2 separate regions of the Homo sapiens genome follow, and region 2 is linked to region 1. A link is a loop called in an ENCODE intact Hi-C map of the cell type or tissue named here. Cell type or tissue: MCF 10A. All regions are shown on one strand.

Region 1 (2,500 bases):
AGATTGTCTATTAGCAAATTTAAATTTTCCAGCTTAAAACCTGCTTTAAGGTCAGCATGAAGATATTCTTTCCATCAGTTTCTAGAAAATCCATTTATAAAAAGTATCTAACTATATTTCAAGCACTGTTCTAAGTACTTTATCAGGAATCATCCCCATTTACAAATGAGGAAGCTAATGCCCAGAGAAATCAAGTGATTTGCCCAAGGATACACAGCTTGTAAGTGGCAGAGTAAATGGTAAAAATGGTATTAAAAATTGCAAAAGTAGTGAAATGGTAAAATTAGAAATGGTAAAATTACCAGTTTGTTCAGCTTCTAAGAGGTTGGGCTAGAACCAAAGATCATAGACTCATAGAACACTGGATAGGAAGCAGCCAGGGGGCTCACACTGAAGTGCTTGCAAGGTATGAAGTAGGCCCAGGGCAAGACGGTTGATGAGGACCAAGAGCACAAGCTCTCTGGACATGTCACTTTGTAATTCTAACAAGGCAGACATTTTCATTCTGCAGGTAAGGAACTGAGGCCCAGAGAGGAGGGGAGTCGTCCCGGTAACACAGATCCTGAAAAGCCAGGAACAGATTCAAGACCCTCCCCTCTGCATTCTGAGTCCACAGTAGGAATGGAGACCCACACCAAGAAGGGACAGTGGGAGGTGTTTTAGCTTTGCAGCCCTGAGGCAGGTCCTAAAAGGAGAGCTTCTGGCCAGAAGAGTCAGGGAGTTAGGATTTCACTGAGATAGAATGGGAGGCTGCCCCTAAAGGTTTGCCTTAAATATGCAACCAGGAAATGCAGTGTCCCGCTAGCCAAGAGGCAAGTCCTTTCTCTGAGACTTCAGTACACTGATGAACTGCTTGCTGGCCTTCCAGACAGCTGTTCTCCAGGTCAGGCAATTTCCAAGAGGATGGGCGGACTGAGATGTTACCTTTTCCCCCAGGTTGTCCTTATCATCGCCCTCTTCTGGCCACTCTTAGCATCAGTGTAGCCCAGGGAGAGGCCAATGAGTTGGGAGAATTCAAGGAGTCTGAGGAGGGTGCCTGCAGCTGGCTGAAGCCACACTGGCCATATCCTCTGCCTTCCAGCCCTGCCTGTGCATCCCATTCTGTCTGTGAAGAATCACAGAATATGCGTGCCCCTGATTATCTTGCATTTTCTCTAAAATTACTGGGGAAAATGAGGCTGTAACAGGCAAGCCTGCCTCAGGGTTATCCTCCAAGGCTGAGACGGGGAGCTGGCATGCCTCTTTCACATCTGGATTCACAAGTGCCCAGACCAGCACCCAGCATACTGGAGATGCACAATACATTCCTGAGCAAATCAATCACTTCCCCACTCCGGGCCTCAGCGGCCCACACTGCCTCCCAGAGTCCCCAGGTCACACCCAGCAGGGTCTAGGATCTGACAAGTGGGGGAGGTGGTCCAGCCACTCCCTTTATCCCACACCTATTTTCCCAGCTTCAGTGGCCCTCTTTTCAGGGCCAGGCTGCCATTCCAATAGTGCTCTGGAGCCTCTTCTCCCTGGCCTTGAATTAGGTCCCATAAGGAACTCATGGTACCTGGGCCAGGCATGCTACCTGCTGAGGTTTTCTCCAGTTGTCCAGGAACCAACTCCTCTGCCCACCTTCCTAACTCAGAAGCCCCAAGAGATACAGCAGTAGGTAGATATTCTGCAGGAAACTTCCCTTACTAAGACCAGGCCCCTCAAGACTAGTTTGATCTCAAACCTTCACAAGATTCTCAAGTCTCACAAACTCCTCCTGCCTCCTAGTAACCTGGTCTTCCCCAGACTTTACCCAGTTCTGACCCTCCCAACCCCCAGCCTAGACCCGAGCCACTGCAGTGATAGAAACAATAAAAAATAACGACAATGCCATCATTTCACTTGCAGAGAATTTTCCCACAAATCACCTGAGTCCTCCTATAATTACTGCCACCAATTTAGAGATGAGTAACCTGGAACTGATAGAGGTTTCCAGGGCGTGAAGGGGCAACCACTGGCCCACAGGCCCCGCAGAGACCTGGCCGGCCACAGCCCCGGGAAGGAGCACCTGCCTCGCCGAGGGTGGAGGTCGCGCTCTTCCCTCCCCATTCTTCTCTGCCGACCGCCAAGTGAAACGGGGCCCCACAAAGCCGGAGATAAACACCACTACTCGCGGGACACTGGCCATGGGCCAGGAGCGTCTGTGCGAGCCTCTGAGCCCAGCATCTCCCTGGGAGCGTGAGCGTGAGCACCCCTCTGTCCGTGCTGGAACTGCCCCACACTCATCAGCTTGCTGGAACATGCGCTTGGCCCTTCGGAGGCTAACGCTTCAACGACTCCAGCTCGGAAGCCGCTCCCCTCAGGACTCACGAGCCGATCAGTGGCCCCGAGGAAGCGGGAGCTGCAGCGCCCGGGCGGCGATTGCGCCCGAAAGGCCCGTACGTCCTGGGGCGCCGCTTCCTGGAGGGATTAGAGCACCTGCCGGCTTCCATCTCCGCCCGCCCAGAGCGACCCTCAGGCC
Region 2 (2,500 bases), 230 kb after region 1:
ATTGACCCCCAAGGGTCAGAACAGTGGACCTGAATACTTAAAAGAAGCGATGATAGTGCTCACTGCGGCAGCCCATATACTAAAATTGGGACAATACAGAGAAGATTGGCATGGCCCCTGTGCAAGGATGACATGCAAATTCACGAAGCATTCCATATTAAAAAAAAAATTGTTTTAGGCCGGGCACGGTGGCTCATGCCTGTAATCCCAGCACTTTGGGAGGCCGAGGCGGGCCGATCACTTGAGGTCAGGAGTTTGAGACCCACCTGATCAACATGGTGAAACCCTGTCTCTACTAAAAATACAAAAATTAGCTGGGCGTGGTGGCGGGCCCCTGTAATCCCAGCTACTCGAGAGGCTGAGGCAGGAGAATCTCTTGAACCCGGGAGGTGGAGGTTGCAGTGAGCCAAGATCACACCATCGCACTCCAGCCTGGGCAACAAGAGTGAAACTTCATCTCAAAAATAAAATAAGATACAAAAATTAGCTGGGCATGGGGTCATGCACCTATAGTCCCAGCTACTTGGGAGGCTGAGGCTCGAGAATCACTTGAACCTGGGAGGTGGAGGTTGCAGTGAACCGAGATTGCACCACTGCATTCCAGCCTGGGTGACAGAGCAAGACTCTGTCTAAACATAAATAAATAAAATAAAAATGTTAAGAATTAAAAAAAAATAAGTGATGATAAAACAGTGATGCTGTACAGCATCTACATGTTCTAGGTACTGCCAAGCACTTTGCATATATTAATCAAATGCTTGTAACAATTCTATAGGGTAACTACTATTACCTTCATCTGCATTTTACATATGAGGAACAGGATTACATTGTACCTACTGTTTCACGCTTGCTTTCTGCACTTAATATGTCTTGAACATATTTCAATTGAGTGAACATTCATCCACAGCACTGTGGCTGCATCATGCCCTGTTGTGCGGCTGTGCTATCATTTCACCTGTCCTCTGGTACTGGACACTTAGGTTGCTTCCATACCCTTTCTTTTTGGTGCATTTCTCTGTGAGACCCTTCAGTAGAGGCTTGTGAGTCATCCCTCTCAAACCTTTGATCATGAGAAAACAGCACACCCCAGTGGCTATTGGCTCCTTGAGAGGAAGCTATATCTTCCTACCTCTTGACCATTTCCCTTTTATTTTTTATTTTTTCCTATTCTAACAGAAATGTGCTCGTTCTTTGTATATCTCTGTCTAATCTCCCAGCATCTGAGAGATCCATTTTGCCATTGCTGGGGCAGGATCTGAGATGGCCGGCATCCCTCACTTCAGGCAACACGGCCTCTTTGGTTTCCTACCCTGATGTCCTGTCGGTTCTACTGACCTACTTCCCTCTCTGTGTGACTTGGTTTCAGAAGGTTAGTATGTCGTCGGTGTGAGGTCTGCATCCCTATTGTCTGATGCTACATATTTAGTTGAATGGGTCCTCTCTTGATGTCTTTTAATCTTGGTTCTTTTCCCAGAGTTGCCACTAAAATTGTCCCATGCCACTTGTATTAGTTCCCCGTGGCTGCTGTGACACATTACCACAAATTTCATGGCTTAAAACTACACAATTTTTTTTTTAAATTTTCAGATAAGGCTTCACTCTGTCACCCAAGCTGGAATGCAGTGGTGCAGTCTTGGCTTACTGTAACCTCTGCCCCCCAGACTCAAAGTGATCCTCCCACCTGAGCCTCCCAAGTAGCTGGGACTACAAGCGCATGTCACCATATCCGGCTAATTTTGGGGGGATTTTTTTTGTAGAAATAGGGTTTCGCCATGTTGCCCAGGCTGGTCTGAAACTCCTAGGCTCAAGCAATCTGCCCACCTCAGCCTCCCAAAGTGCTGGGATTATAGACATGAGCCACCAGGCCTGAACCAGATGTTTATTCTTTCACAATTCAGGAGGCCAAAAGTCTGGAATCAAGGTGTCAGCAGGACGGCACTCCCTCTGAAGACATGGAGGACAATCCTTCATTGCTCCTTCCAGCTTCTGGTGGCTCCAGGAGTTCCTTGGCTTGTGGCTGCATAACTCAGATCTCTGCCTCCCTCCTCATATCACCTCTTTTCCCCAGGTCTCTCTTCTATGTCTCTTATAAGAACACTTGTCATTGGATTTAGGGTCCATCCAGATAATCCAGGATGGCCTGGGCGTGGTGGTTCATGCCTGTAATCCCAGCACTTTGGGAGGCCAAGGCAGGCAGATCACCTGAGATCAGGAGTTCGAGACCAGCCTGGTCAACATGGTGAAACCCTGTCTCTACTAAAATTAAAAAAAAAAAAAAATACAAAAATTAGCCAAGTGTGGTGGCACACACCTGTAATCCCAGCTACTCCGGAGGCTGAGGCAAGAGAATCACTTGAACCTGGAGGCGGAGGCTGCAGTAAGCTGAGGTCGTGCCACTGCACTCCAGCCTGGGTGACAAGAGCAAGACTCAATCTCAAAACAAAACAAAAAAAAAACCCAACAGATAATCCAGGATGATCTCACCTTGGGATTATATCTG

The links. A loop is a pair of places that touch in the nucleus more often than their neighbours do. Peaks named below come from ENCODE experiments on the same cell type or tissue, not always from the same donor. Only the 100,000 strongest peaks of a DNase experiment are listed, where the experiment ranks them.
Region 2: it touches region 1 in a loop (7-fold over the local background); 3 of 110 quality-filtered maps call a loop at or near these places.

Annotation. Positions count from the first base shown.
Region 1 is chr10:96,510,443-96,512,942 of GRCh38, forward strand. The region is part of intron 1 of TLL2 (tolloid like 2); the gene reads right to left. Among named protein-coding and RNA genes, the nearest start is that of TLL2, 2.2 kb to the right of the region's middle. RefSeq lists an enhancer at 1,556-2,075. In MCF 10A, a CTCF peak has its summit at 968 (motif pointing left); a DNase peak (open chromatin) is centred at 969.
Region 2 is chr10:96,743,112-96,745,611 of GRCh38, forward strand. It overlaps the pseudogene RNU6-1274P. Among named protein-coding and RNA genes, the nearest start is that of PIK3AP1, 24 kb to the left of the region's middle. RefSeq lists an enhancer at 979-1,028. In MCF 10A, a CTCF peak has its summit at 1,101; no DNase peak of the experiment used is centred here.